2 separate regions of the Homo sapiens genome follow, and region 1 is linked to region 2. Evidence: chromatin loops called from intact Hi-C (ENCODE). Cell type or tissue: A673. All regions are shown on one strand.

Evidence for each region. A loop is a pair of places that touch in the nucleus more often than their neighbours do. Peaks named below come from ENCODE experiments on the same cell type or tissue, not always from the same donor. Only the 100,000 strongest peaks of a DNase experiment are listed, where the experiment ranks them.
Region 1: it touches region 2 in a loop (2.6-fold over the local background); 7 of 110 quality-filtered maps call a loop at or near these places.

The regions. Positions count from the first base shown.
Region 1 is chr10:105,947,047-105,955,046 of GRCh38, forward strand. No RefSeq gene overlaps it. Among named protein-coding and RNA genes, the nearest start is that of LINC02627, 130 kb to the left of the region's middle. In A673, a CTCF peak has its summit at 3,478 (motif pointing right); DNase peaks (open chromatin) are centred at 3,495 and 5,295; H3K27ac peaks cover 1,806 bases.
Region 2 is chr10:105,792,911-105,800,910 of GRCh38, forward strand. All of the region lies in intron 3 of LINC02627 (long intergenic non-protein coding RNA 2627), which reads right to left. Among named protein-coding and RNA genes, the nearest start is that of LINC02627, 23 kb to the right of the region's middle. RefSeq lists a silencer at 4,321-4,615. In A673, a CTCF peak has its summit at 4,502 (motif pointing right); DNase peaks (open chromatin) are centred at 4,511, 6,141 and 7,921; H3K27ac peaks cover 455 bases.

The sequences.
Region 1 (8,000 bases), 150 kb after region 2:
ATAAAGCATGGTCTGAAAATGGAATGCCCCGAGGCCTTGTACCAGGTCTATGACTAGGAAGGGAAAGATCGAGCAGAGAGTATCACCTAGAATCATCATTTGAATTATGATGTAATAGCTAAAGAATACATTACCTAACATTTAGAAATTGTCTGATAAAACATTTGTATTGACCTTCAAGTTTCAGAAATTGGATTTCAATCTTAAGGGACTTTGGAACTTTACATTTTTATATCACTTGAAGCATTTGACTTTCTTCCCCGCTGGGCCATCCTAACTTCTACCAATTTATCCCACCTCAGTTAATGCAAATCATTGAGGCTGAGCCTCCTTTTATTTTTTTTTTTCTCTTTCTAATAATGGCATTTGTATTTTATTAGTAGGTGCTCTTTGCATCATATATGACACTGCCCAGACAACATTCACAGATCCTAGAGTGACTTGAACTTGTTCAGACACATCTATTTTTGCCTCATATAAACCCTCTCCACCAGTCTGATGTACTTACTGATTCAAGAAAAAAAAAAAACAACTTTTACTTGTAGGAATAGAGCCTTCTAGGGGTAGAGAGGAACCCATTGGGTTTTCTTTTAAGAACACTGGAGTCATTCACTACAGATCATAACTCTCCCCTTTCCCCAAGTTTACCAGAGTCTGAGCTTTTATTTTGACCATAAATTTGTTCTCACAGTAGTCAGGGCACATTAACCCCTCTTTATTGGACACATTATTACCTTAAATTGTTGCATAAAGACCTAGTTTTCTTGCATTTTTCCCCACGATGTTTGGATTGCATCTGCTTTTTTCTATGCTATAAAACTTTAAGAGTAAATATTTATCTGTCCATAATGAGGCCCAGAGATTTCTGGAATCTGCATGTTCCAGAAGAAAGTCAATCATTTCAATTTAGTTTTAACAAGAACTACCTAAACTGCCTATTGATTTTTGTCTTCACAATCAACTACATATAGAAAAGGAAGATTGGACTCCAACATGGGCCTTAGCACTGCTGGCTTCATGAGCTTCTGGAAAAATTCATACTGCACAACTTAAGTCTGATATTACGTTAACAGGCCTTACAGTCAAGTCTTCTTCAACGTGACCTTGGTTTTCCTTTTCAGTCACGTCTTCTACAGCTGTTCTATAGACTCTCTCCTTCAACCATTCTGACCAATACACAACATAATACCATATTTATTTCTTAGAGCAGAGACCTCTGAAAGTTGAAAATCATCTTTCAATTGAAATTTGAAAGATGGATTTGATTTCAGTGGACAAAATTCTCAGGGCTTTCTGAAAATTCCCAAGAAGCATCATTGTCATGTCATTGATCTTCTAAACGAGAATGAAATCTGCATGCTCATGAGAAACCACTTCCAACCTCAGACATTGCCCATGGATCACAGCATTGCTTCTTCAAGGCTCAAACATATTTATTATATTACATGTGGGGCTTATTTATTTACTTATTAACTATCTTCCCTTACTCGAATGAAAGCAGGAAGTTTTGACTTTTTGTTCACTGCTATATCCTCAGCATTTAGAATAGCATTTCACATATAGTAGGCACTCAGTGTAAGTTTGTTAAATAAATATAGTTTAGAATCCTTTTCAGCCTAGAACTACTGTCCAGCAGTCTTAATGAATTGGTATTAGAATTCAAGATTAAATCTACTGGCCATCTGTATTTGCCACTTCATGGGCTACTGCGTATTTCACTGTTTGTCCTGAATATTTCTCATCTTCCTCATTACTAGACACATAATAAAGCCACACAACTAAATAATGTTACCTATAATTAAACTTTTTAAAGGAAGGCATTCCTCATGAATAATGCACAGATGCCAAGAGTTATCAGTTACTGGATTCCTACAGTGGTGGCTTTGTAATCTGTCAACTTGGCAAGGCTGAACTACTTTTCCAGGTTCCCTTTTCTGTATGTTTCTGGCTTGGGTGGGCCAAAAAAGAGATTCTTTTGTGAGATTTGGAAAGAACAAAGCAGCAGGTCTTTGATAGCTCATATGTATTGCTGTTTACTTGTTTGCTTACCTAAGTGGCATGATACAGACACTAAGACTACAATGGTTTCACCTTCCACTGGATTCTCCATTAGCTTATTGGACTCGTGGGCTAGATGTGTGTTTAGCTCTCTTGCAAAAAAACCCAGTTTCTGCAGGACACCCATACCACTAAGGCAACAGCCATAAGACCTGGCAGTTTATAGTTTGTCCTACTGAGTTCCTGAGTTCCAGGTCTTGCTGGTCGGTTCTAGCTTGTCCTTGTTCTTCTCTACTTTACGTCTGTCTTCCCTTCCTTCCTGCCTGCCTGCCTTGTGGACTTTGAGCTCTAGCATCAGTCTCTGAGGCAATAGCCTTACAGAAGTTGGTTAACCAGCTTTCACAAATGCTTAAGCACAAATCATTATGCAAATCTACTTCTGCCTATCTAATCTATCTATCCTTCTTTCCATCTATCTATCCATCCATCCATCCATCTATCTTCATCATCATCTATCTATCTATCTTTTTCTATTGAGCCCTAACACACCCACTATATGCCATGAACCCAGTTAGGCACTGTTATCTCCAGCCCTTTCAACAGCACTATCTATTATGATTATCCCTATGTTCCAGAACATTTAAAACCACATCTGCTTGATTTCTAAGTCTGACATCTTTTCATACTTCATGCAATCTTAACTACATATTATTTTCTCACAATATTTATAAAATAAAACATATCCACATTAAAATTATATTAACATGATTCCACTAGCTCCCGCCAAAGCATTTGGCATTTTGAAGCAGGAACAAAAAAAGTTGATGGAACACAAAACACTAACAGAAGAATGTTTCCTTTTACTGAGGCCCATCTAGGAACTTTTCCAATGTGTGCTTTGAGAACTTAGATACATTTTGATTGATGCACCAATTTTAACATCTGCTTGGGCTCTTAAAACTAGATGTCTGGTCTATAACGTCTGTCTTAAGTGTATAAAACAGAGAAAAACTCCAACTAAATAAGTTCATCATTTATGTCTATACCATGACTTTTAACCTGAGAGACCCCTACTTGATTCTGAATCTTTAAGATTGAAATAAAATCTCTCTTTAGAAGAGATGGTCTAAAATTGATGCCAAACAGAACATTTTTTAATGTGTCTGACCAACAGTCATTTTCTGTTCCTACCTCTACCCAAATTATAGTAATCTGTTACCAGCCACAGAGAAACTCCTCAAAAGGAAAATGCATGTAAAATGCTACAAATTGTCCTTGGAGCAGAGTCAGTTTTAACACATATTAGTCATTATTATTTTCATGTTAATTATTGTTTTCTGTCATTATTTTGTTGCAGCTGGTAAGAGACTCTTCACTTTATGTCAACCAAATAGATTTTGCATCCCAAAGGCCCTGCGTGATCTTCATGTTCATACCCTTGAGAATGATAGAAGCTTCTACTCTATGTGGTGTGCTCTGTGTGGCCAGCAGAGGGAGCAAGGAGTTCTTTATAAAAGTAACCTTTCTTTCTGCCTCAAATTGGCAGATTGGAGATAAAGTGCTGATCTTTGGGACAAGTCAGCATTACACAGACTAGCTTCATGTAGAACAAGTATTTTTCATTTCTAACTGTGGAATGAAAAAGAAAATGGTGTTTCTTCTCTTCTCCTAATTTTATGGGCCAATGACTCCTCTCCATACAAATTATAGAAAAATGCAATTCACCATGAACCACTCATTGCTTCCCTAGCAAATTCATCCGTTGATAGCATACAGATAACTTATTCATACATTCACACGGTCCATCATTCATTCACAGAGATAGATACTTAACAGAGACATAAGGTCCTATGTGGCTGACAATGTGAGTCATGTTTGGATGGATAGAAGATTAAGAAAAATAATAAGAGTATAGACATTAGAGAGGTTTTGATATATCTTTTACATACCAGTTTGAAGCAAGCTCCAAAATGATGCTAACAAGCCATGTAATTATCTGACTTCTCATTAGTGATAATTCATTAGCAAGCCAATGTTATGCATGTCTGTTAATCACCTCCTGGTTATGGCTCTCTCTGGAGGACCACAAATGAGATTTTTAATTTTTCAAAACAGCTTTCACTCTTTTCCTCTTGCATTTGCATAGCACCTTATGCTTCTCAAAGTTGATTGACACACATAATCTTATTTGATTCTCACCGTGGGCCTGAGAGGTCAGTTTATTTACAAGTCCTCCATTGTCGACATGGAGTAGGGAGAAGGTAGGTACACATAGTGGCTGAATAACCTGAAACTGGAATTTAGGGTCCTGACTTCCAACCCCATTTGATATTCCTAGATGAGCTATCCATACTAGGTATTCAGTAAATGCTGGCCGGATGAATGTCTGATACTACTCTGTTTCACTGATAGTCTCTGATACTTGCAGATTGTCAATTAACATCCAGAGAAAGAGAAAGTCATAAAGAGTTTGGTTTTAAAAATCAATGAGGTGGGCCGGGCGCGGTGGCTCACACCTGTAATCCCAACACTTTGGGAGGCCAAGGTGGGCAGATCACAATGTCAGGAGATCGAGTCCCCCCGGCTAACACGGTGGAACCCCGTCTCTACTAAAAAAAATACAAGAAATTAGCTGGGTGTGGTAGCGGGCGCCTGTAGTCACAGCTACTCGGGAGGCTGAGGCAGGAGAATGGCGTGAACCTGGAGGGGCTGAGCTTGCAGTGAGCCGAGATCGCGCCACTGCACTCCAGCCTGGGAGACAGAGCAAGACCCTATCTCAAATAAATAAATAAATAAATAAATAAATAAATAAATAAATAAATAAAATCAATGAGGTGATGAAAAAGTTCTGCAACTATATAGTGATGATGGTTGTACAACACTGTGAATATATTTAATGGCAGTGAATTTTATACTTTAAAATGATTACCATGGTAAAAGTTATGTATTTTACTACAAGCCTTTAAAAAATGATATCAATAGAGGGGTCATTTGCATTCTGGCCACAGAAGGGACTAAAGAAATGGAAGGCTACATGTAAACTGGCAGTGTCTGTAAAGAGGATTCCAACTTTAAACAATGAGTTAGAGTATTCACGGTTCCTTCTGCTGAATTAAATTGTTTGACCAAAAGCTGCCTCCATACCTAGCAAATGGTAACCTAGGGTAACATGTAAACAAATTGCAAACTAACTTGAGAGTACATTCTTGTAGAAAATAACAGAGCCTCAGTCAATCTCAGCAGCCGAACTTTCAGGCAGTCACGGGCTGCAAACTGCTCAGGCATGTCTGAACAAGGCAAATGCTAAGCTGCAACCAATCAAGCTGTTTCTACGTTATCACTTCCTTTTTCAGTCAGTAAATACTGCCTGCTCACATTGCTGGGTGAAGCTCTCTGAACCTCTCTTGGTTCTGAGTGCTGCTGAATTCATGAATCTTCTTTGCTCAAATAAACTCTGCTAAATTTAGTTTGTCTAAAATCTTTCTTTAAACACTTGCAAAGCTTCAATTCGATACTTCTGTTATTCCAATTCATCAGCATGTTGGCTTGGGATTACACCCCTTCTGAGAGGAAATTTATTTTAATTTTACTCAAGCAATTTTCATCACAAAAACGATTAAAACATGGATTTAGTTTTCAAACAGGTCTTAGTCCTTTGGGACAGAAGATGTAGTTTTACATAATAAATGTTTAAGTAAAAACAAAAACGGAACCCATGAGAAGTGAAGCACCAGTTCAGTACAGACTTTGAGTTATTTCTAAGCTTTGGTGAGAGAAGCGTTGCCTGCCCCTATTTGGCCCCAAACACTCCTGACAACCATATCCGAGGTCACCGCGTGTATGTTGACAGAATCTTCATTCAGATGTTGAAAACATTTTGAAAATTTCTCTACAGCCAGCTAGGGAACACAGTTTCTTTTTCCCCATTATGGCTTAATCATCAGCTTTCTTCTGCTTTCTTTTACCTTCATGTGGGGAAGGCCACCTAGTTCCCAGCCTGAAATCCGAGGAAAACAAAACAAAACAAACAAACAAAAACAATATTCATGCCACAAGGTAAGGAATTAGTCATTTGATGTTTATTTAATTTTCTTCCTGACTGGTGAGATTTCCTACTTTAATACTGTGAAGGCTTTGAAATAATTTCCTTGCTGGTGTTTGAAATGTTTATTTCTTTGGGTGTGTAGTGCTCTTGTGGTGAAGTGCATCATGTACACTGCACGACCCACTTCTCAAGATCACCCTCGGACGGGTCAGAGTGAGAATGGTTTGTCTTTTGAACTCACCTGTGAGGACTCTGTGAGAAGTGAGCCAGAATGAATTACACAGAAACTAATTGATTTAATTGTATTTCTTTTACAGTCTGCGTAACTCACTCATTTTGCTCTACTATTTTTCATGAAAAAACATTGCTACTCTGCATATTGTATGTTCAGAAAACCATATACATTTATTGTCATGTAATATTAAAAATCTTTGTGGTCCCTGATGAAAAGAGCCAAATACATCCCTAGAGGGAAGATAGTTGTTAATGATTATGGTGTATGTCAATGGAATGTCACTGTGTCCCCCCCACGAGATGACTTGTGTTCAGAAGCATTTATTCATTGATTAGATCTCCTAGGTGTCAGGCACTGAGTTTGGTGCTGAAGACAAAACCATGAGCAAAAGCACCTATGGACCCTCCTTTAAATAAGTTTAGAAGCTAGTGAGCTGATTGATAGTCTCAAAGAGACCATGGCATTTGGGGTCAAACAGATCTGGCTTTGAATTTCAGGTAAGCCCCTTATTGTCACTTAGACCTCAACACCATACTAGGTATCCAGGAGGATAGTCAGTGTGTTCGGGAGAATAAGGCTCTGTACATATGACTGTAATAAGACACTTGCTCATTTCCATCCTGCCAAAAAAAAAAAAAAAACTCTTCTAGCTAGAAATTTTTATTACATCTCTTCCTCATGGGAAGAATTGCCCATTAGCTCTAGTAAGTTGGTAATTGTGTTATGCCTGTAAGCGGGGAGAAGTAAGCTAAATGTATTCCTGACTTATAGGTTTATTAACATTTGAGCTCTAGTTAATTTGAGCACCGTTTTAGAATAGAATTTAGGGCAAAGGAAAGAACAGGAGGAAGGAGGCTTATTTGTGAGCAGGTGGTAGAAGCAGGTAGGAAGGGAGATGAGAATGAATCTACAATGAATGAATACTCCTCTTAATTATGTATTAACCAGAGGTCTTCATTATTTGATGGACTACCTTGCCCATTACTACCTTTCCCTTCTGGTATTTAATAACTGAACTGTTTATTGCTTTAGTGGTAAACTGTGTCAGGAACCTGCAGTCCCAGAATTTTAAGAGCCTATGATTGAATTGGTTGAAGAAATCAAGAATAAGGAGTCCTGTATTATAGCCCATATGTAGGCAGTCATCTCTCCTTGGGAAGTCAGATGGGCTGGAACAGGGGAACAGTGGACAAAAAGAGAACAAAAAAGCAAATATTCTGTGCTCTAAAATATTAACATATAGAAATTCGAGTCATGGTTGAAAGAAAAAGGGTGAGGGGATCTAATGGTCAAAAATAAAATAATAATAATATAGAGCCTGAATCTTGAAGGATTTTGTTTTGTTTTCCTTACGTGCTCAGAAAAGGCCTAGATAAATGGAGCTTGAGGATACAAAAATGTGTCAGAATGAAATCCTCATGAAAATATTACATGGAAGTCATCACAACTCCACGGGACTTGGAGTACCTCTCTGCACCAAGATAGCTGGCTGATTTTCTGCTCAGTCACAATTTTACTTGAAAGCAAGAATTGTCCTAGCTCCTTTTCCATTATCCCAAAAAGTTTAACATTCAAAGCAGGGTCTCATTAAAAAAGAAACTACTGGTCAGTTAATATAATTGAGATATCACAATTTCAGAATAAACATTTTATTAAAAATAAAAATAAAAAAGTATTCTATAGTAAAATATTAGTGGATGTTCAAAAAAAGCTGATAAAGGT
Region 2 (8,000 bases):
ATATACCCAGGAGACCACATAGTACCAATGTTCTAACAAGGTGGTAGAGCCAAAGAATGCTCTCTTTAACAGAGAAATAGCACAGAACACAATTTTGTGGAGGAGAATTAATAACACAAGTCAATCAATCTACCTCTGAATGAACCTGTAATGCCTTACAGACTTGGCTATTATTCACAGATCCACCCATGACCAACACAGTTTCCAGGGAATATAAATCTGAGGCTGTCATTCAACTTAACAAGCAATGATAGGTTCTTGCATGCAGTAGAAATTTAGCGTTGGATTCCACGGTGGAGGGATGACTGGGCAGGAGAGGTCACTAAACAGATGAGATTCTCATTGCTGTTGCTGAGTAACAGGAAGGTGTGTCAGCCAGGAAAGTAAGACTCTTCGATGGAAGGCCTCACACATCTGACAAGGGTACTTGGCTTGATTCCATAAGCAGTAAACAAGGAGTCACTGTCTTTTCTTAGCTGGGATAGAGGTGGGGAGGTGGTGAAAGCATTGTTTAGAGTGATTGAGAAACTCATCTGTAAACCATATTAGAGTGTAGTCTTTGAACAACCTGCAGCACCACACTAGGATGTACGCTTTTATTGGTCTGGAGTGGACCCAGTAATCTACATTTTAATCAGAATCTCTGTGGGGGTCTGACAATTTGCATTTTTTAAGCCCACCAAGTCAATCTGATGTATGGTATATGTTAAATCAATTTGTTTTTCAAACTGGGTTGCAACCCACTAGGGAGCTAAAAATGAATTTAGTGAAATGCATCGGGCAACGCAAACGAGTGTATACTGTATGATTCCATTTATATACAGTCCATAAATATGCACAACTAATCTATGATAGAAGAAATCAGAATAGTAGTTATCTGGGTAGGGGAGAGGGCTGACTGAAAAGGGTACAGAAACCTTTTGGAGTGTTGGGAATGTTCCATGTATTGTTTGGGTGACGGCAACATAAGTGTATACATTCTCTTCTGCCTGCATTTGCATTCGTTAGAGAATTGGATGGCTCAATCTCTCACCACTTTCAGATCTGTTGAAATGTCATCGTATTGAGGATAAGTTCCATTACCCCCATTTGTGAATAATGCACCTTCTCTTTTCACCTTGATTTGTAGTCTGTTTTTCTGTATATTTATGGTTTACTATCTGCATGTTCTGCTAGAATGTAAGTTCCTTGAAGTCAGGGGATTTGTTTTACTTATGGCTAACAATCTCGGTGCCTACAAAAAAGTGCCTGAGAGCCAGGAGAAACTTAAAAATGTGTGTTAAAACTGATCCAACTGTACACTGAAAATCTATGTACTTTGCTGTGCATAAATTATTCCTCCATAATAGCAAAAGTAGGGAAATGTCAGGACATAACCTGATTTAAGGGTATGGGGAGTGTGTGTGTGTGTGTGTGTGTGTGTGTGTGTGTGTGTTTGTGTGTGTGTGTGTGTGTGTGTGTCTGTGTGTCTGTGTCTACTGGGTCAAGATTACCCAACATGATGGTAAGTATTGCTTATGGGTGTGTGTTTATGTGTGTTTTGGAGCACTGCTCTAGAGGGATATAGTCCAGGAACTAAGGGGCCATTTAATTTATTCTGCCTCCCTCTTGCTTTCTATGGATTGATACTTTGATTTCCTGCTATCAATATTCCTAGTATTTTTTTTCCTGCTTATAAGGTCACTTGAGTTTCTTGGCCATTTTTTTTTTCTTCAAACAACTCCAATTGATCCTAGCTTCTACAAATGTTCATGATGACATACTATTTTGTGTTTTTGATGGATGTGTAGTAAGACTCAGCTATGGAAAGGTTGATCATATTTGTTCAATAGGACAATTGACTGCTTCTGAATGCTTTGCTAAAATGGGTGATAGGTTTACAGAAGATCTGTGGTTATCTCCAATAAACACTGTATTTTCAAGGCAATTAATACACTGCCTATTCAAAGGGAGATGTTCAGAGGTTGTTCAATTCCTGTATGTAGAACTGGAAGAGGAAACACATGGCAACACTGGTAAGCTGAAGAATCAGGCAAAGCCCTTTATGCTTACGCTTGTTTTCTGGCTAACAGAAGCATCTTAAAAACTGTCTTTGCTGTAAATCATCATAAAATCTACCATGTTCAAATTTATTTTGCTAGGGGAGTGGACAGTAAGTACACTATTGTGAACAAAATGGAGTTTTACTCTGACAGTTCTGGATATTGCTGATTTTCTTTTTTTTAAAGTAAATTTTACTGTGTACATTTGAGGTTTACAGTATGTGTTATGGAATACATGTAGGTAGTAAAATAGTTACAACAGTAAAGCAAATTATGCATCTATCATCTCATATAGTTACTTTTTTGTGATAACAATAGCTAAAATCTACTTGACAAAAAACCCTAAGACAATACAATTTTATTAACTATAGTCCATATGTTGTACATTTAGATCTCTAGACTTGTTTATGCCATGTAACTACAACTTTGTATCCTTCGACCTACTAAATATTGTTGATTTTCAAAGTGAATATTCTTTTCGTACAATGAGAATTAAAGATGTTAAAGATGTATCACTCTGGGTAGAAATATTTACTATTTATTCAGGTTTAAAAAAGAGAGTCAAATTGAATTGGAATGAGCTGTGCTGATTATCCAACTTATAGGACTAAGGACTGCTGACTGGTCAGAGCCTTCCTTTCTTCTGCCTTGAAACATTTCTGGGTATATGTCACCTCTAACTTCATATGTTTCCAGGGCAATCTTTTGATCTTCTTTCCCATGAAGTCTAACGTTAACGCTGTGCATAATTTGTATTCTATTTGCTGTGGAGGATTTATATAACACTGGCCCAGTCTTATTTTCATATGGGGATGCTAGTATATAATCCAGTTGAATCTGAAAGGTTTAAACGTTTTAGTGTACACAAGAAAGTCATAGAACTATTGGAGGCATATATTGGTAGGAAAAATAGACAAAGTCTGTCTTTTCTGTCTTTCCTGTTAATGTGAGATATGGGATGCTATTGTGATAAGAGTGGGTGGGACATAGGTGAGAGTGGCTGATTAGAGAACTGAAAGATTACAGAAAAATCCCTTCATGGAAGGAATAATGAGACACCTCATACCCTTGAGCTGGACTAAGCCATTATGTTGCCTTTTCCCATGGTGCTGGCAGGCACCATAAGATCAACAGATTTTCATAAGACATTACAAGAAAAACTGGCTTCTTTTATATTTTTATTTCCCTGAAATCCCAAGGAGTTCATAGTTAAAATTAGAAGTCTATACAAGAAATATACCTATATGGAAGTCTATATGAGACATATACCTGTATAGAAGTCTGTACAGGAAATATACCCCACTCACAGAGGTCTGAGGTCTATTATTTTTAACCCAATTCTCAATGTGCACATTTTGTTTCCTTTGCTTATATCACCTCAAAGTGGAGGTACAAAAACAATAACAGCACACCCCACCCCAAATTAATTAAAATAGCTAAGCAATTGTCTTCTAGTTATTTAAATTTTAGCAAATGATTTTCTTTCTCTGTAGAAGTGTTAGCACAGAAACACCAAGGCTTTGAAAACTAATAAGAACACATTAAGACTTTCAACTTACACCAAAGGAATATCAAATTGCAGAAGAAGGTAGCATCAAGTCTTATGGCAGTGTCTATAATAAGGAGGTGTATACCATTGATGAAACAGACTGACCTATTTGAATTCTTGGTTGCAAGCAAGAGAAGACAACTTTGGTTGTCTAAGCAATAAAATTGCTGAGATACTATAGAATGTTGGGAGCCTGAAAGGCCAAGCTTTAAAAAGAGGTAGAATAAAGAAATAATACAGTTCTGGATGAATACTCTGGCCTGAAAATGATGCATAACATGCTAGATGCATTGGACATAACCACTGCAAAACCTGCTAGACATTGCCTCTACTTCTAGATACTTCCTTCGGGCATGTACCTAACTGCCACTATCAATCACCAACCCCCTCATTCCAGATTTGAATTACTGGGGAGGAAGATGACTATTTACTCTTAGTTCATGAGCTTAGATTCTAGCTGCAAGGGAAGAGGAAGTGATTGTCCACATTTCACTTTTACACTGAGATGTAGAATAATATGCTCTATCTCCCACTCCCTTTCCCTAAATTAGGCACATGGGAAAATTATTCCTCAAAGAAAAACAGAGTTTATTATTATGCAGGAAGAAAATAAAGATAAATTACCAGTACAATGTGTCTAGTAACTGGGAATTTTTAAGTAGAAGTATGAGCAAATACTGTGTATAGTGTCATATTGAGAAAGAAGCTACAAGCCCCTGATCTAATTCTAGGTTTCTATGAGATATGCGAACTTTGATGCCTTTCCAGTATAATTGCTAAGTTATAAGAGAGAAAGTTGGGTGGGTGTGTGTTCTCTATTAGGATGCCTCATGCTGCTTTGTATAATAACTGCTTGAATACAGTCCCACCCCCACCCATTAAGATCTGGTTCTTAATTACAGCACTGTAGGTTTGGCATCTAACCACTAGAGGTCATTCTTTTACATGTGTCATTCAAAATCATGTTAGAGGAGAGACCTGATTATGAGGCAACCTTAGAAGTTTGTTTTCTTTCCAGAAGTTTTAACTATTGCTACACATTGTACTGGGTGTACCTGTGGTTCCCGGGGCTAGGTACAGAATTAATTGTTATGGGATTTGTGCTGCTGTTGAAAAATAAATAAAGGGCTGGTGAGCAAAACTGGCAATCATTTCTACATTCTGTGTAACTTAATTTTCAGCACAGAATTCCTTTCACTTTAAGACCCTTCCGCTGCTCTGTCCAATGTGCATGCGTGCACATGCGCACACACACATATACACACAGGGCATTTCAAAAGTCAAGTGAGGTCCAGGCTAGTTACAATGTTATGGTTACATTAAAACACGGGGAAATAAAGACAGAATGAAGACTACAATGTATTAGACTTAAAACTAATCATATAAAGTATCCCACAAGTTAACATGAAAATGAAATGATTCTGCATGTAATCCCCTTTGGACATGGTGGTAAATAATGTCTACATTTAAGTCTCTTTGTCCAAATAGGGTCAGACACTTGTGGCTCAGCAGCATAGCCCAGCTGCCTAGAATGGGTGGGCCTGTGTGCTTGCACCCTGGTACCTATGTGTACCACCTGCACACATCCGCTCTAGTGCACCAGACTTCATCTCAAGCCTTGAAGGAACTGGCATTTGGCCAACTCCTTTGTAAGGATAAATAAGAGTTAATATAGTCTTCATTTTATAGTGAAAGTTACTTTCTGCCCTTGATAAACATGATCAACAAACATAGTGATTCTATAGCCAGTGGAGTCAGTTAAATACATCGTGGGAGGGAAGAAGCTTCATCTGGTACTATCAAACTCCCTGAATTCCATTTCAGCTTCTCCACATGCCCATTTTTTTTTTTTGAGTCAGTTCACAAGTTTAATTGTGGAATGCTTCACTTGGTTTGATCATGGGGGGAGAATCTATCTGAAGAGTAAAAGGTCCTGATGTTGACAATCTGGGCCACAGACCATCAGCATCTTGTGTCTGAAGAATAAAGCCCCAATCTGATCTCTTGCATTCATTGGGACGGCCATGCTGCACTGCTGTTGTAATTCTTCCCTTGATCTTTTCCATGACACTCAGCATTTAATCCTCTATTCTTCCTTTTCTTTCCTTTCAACATTCTTATTCTTCCCCATCCATTAGTCTTTCTGCTGAGAGAGAAGAGCTTCACAGTCCCTCCCCTATCTCCATCTTATCATGGTATTGTCGGGGACAAAGACAGAGTGGTTAACGCCCAGCAACATTTAAGAGCACAAGGAGAGACTCTTCTGAGCATTTAAATAGGCTCAATTTTCCCAGAACTGCAGAGAAAAGAAATAAAAGATAGTACACAGAGTTCCTGCCTTTTTCTTATTGCTGCCATGGGGATAAAGATCAAAGTCTTTATCTGTGATTATCCATCAGACAAATGCAATAAAATGTCCAATTTGCAGTCAAGGCTAACTCTGTACTGTCTTTCAAAACAAATTCATCTCCTAATCTTCTTGAAAATCTTCCCCCCAAAGCCCATGGGACCTGTGAGAAAGCATCCCTGCCACCAGCAGCTCCGGAATCTATAGATTGTTATTAAATAATGGGTTCCCTCAGGGCAAGGACCTGCCCCTGCCCTAGGCATGCACAGAAACTTAATAAATGGATCAGGAGCATAGGCATTTATGGAATCCACAGGGTGTGCTGGCATGGACTGTTGTGGAAAGAAGGTCTCGACAGCCAACCAACATGCTATGCTCCCTTTAGGATCTTGCTCTAAAGTTGGGGCTCAGGGATAGGGTGGGTCATAGACATATAAATCAATTAGTCAACAATGCAGGAGGCTGGGTGTGGTGGCTCATATCCGTAAGCTCAGCACTTTGGGAGGCCGAGGTGGGCAGATCATTTGAGGTCAGGAGTTCAAGACCAGCCTGACCAACATGGTAAAACCCCATCACAACTAAAAATACAAAAATTAGCCAGGCATGGTGGCGAACACCTGTAGTCCCAGCTACTGGGGAGGCTGAGGCAGGAGAATCGTTTGAACCCAGGAAGCAGAGGTTGCAGTGAGCCGAGATTGCACCATTGCACTCCAGCCTGGGCAACAGAGCGAGACTCCCTCTCAAAAGAAAAAAAATAAATAAAAATAACAATGCAGGGTTAAATAAGGGAGAGTGATGTGTAGGAATGAGACTGTGTCTGAATTATTCAGCTTGGATCCAAGGGCCATAACCTCCCTTCCTTTACAGCGTGCAGTGCAAATGGTTTCACTTATGTGAACAGCCTTCGGAGTAAACATGGGAAATTGCTTGGTGCCCACAGAAGATGATGGGCTACAGGGTAAAGAAGAAAAGACAATGTTCCCCAACATCGTGTGTTAATAAGAAGTAAAAGGTTTGCTGTATATCTGAGAAGGCACAGGAAAAGGAAAGGTTAGAGGCTGTTTTTTTTGCCACATCCTCTCCAGCACCTGTTGAGGCACATATACACCATGGAATACTATGCAGCCATAAAAAAGGATGAGTTCATGTCCTTTGTAGGGACATGGATGAAGCTGGAAACCATCATTCTCGGCAAACTATCACAAGGACAAAAAACCAAACACCACATGTTCTCACTCATAGGTGGGAATTGAACAATGAGAACACTTGGACACAGGAAGGGGAACACCACACCGGGGCCTGTTGTGGGGTTGCGGGAGGGGGGAGGGATAGCATTAGGAGATATACCTAATGTAAATGACGAGTTAATGGGTGCAGCACACCAACATGGCACATGTATACATATGTAACAAACCTGCACGTTGTGCACATGTACCCTAGAACTTAAAGTATAATAATAAATAAAAGTGATAGCAAATAAAAAAATAAAATTTTTTTTTTCAACAGGAATCTTTATTTTCTCTTTATTTACAGTACTCCCTTCAATCCTTTTACATGTCTCTCCTCATTGATTGTAGTGTGTGGGAGCTCCTTGTGTGATGATTGAGCCTGGAGAGAACCTGACATCTGTGAAGCTTTATTAGAGTGGCAGGCAGAGAGAGCCACTATCTGATACCAAGACAATGGGGTCATCTTCCTCCTGGTCCCCTTGTTCTTTTTTTTCCTCTTGGGTTCTTGGGTATCCTACTCTTAGAAAGAGATAGTTTGCCTTACTCCATGTGATAAGCAAATCCAACAGAGTTTGCTTCTGGGGATCCAGGAGGTCATTGCTGTCTTAGTTCCAAATTCTCTGCCTGCCATTCTTGGCTTAAGTCTGGGCTTACTCAAGTTTAGATTAAGGAGGCAAGTGGGAGGACTTGCTGAGTTCTCTGGCCAGCTTTGCCAGGAAGTTAATCCCCATTAGACTCTTCCTTTCTTTTCCCAAGTGGTCACAACACAGCAGGGAGCAGTGGGTGATTTAACTGTGTTTCCACCTCAATGAATCTCTATTGAGATCATAACA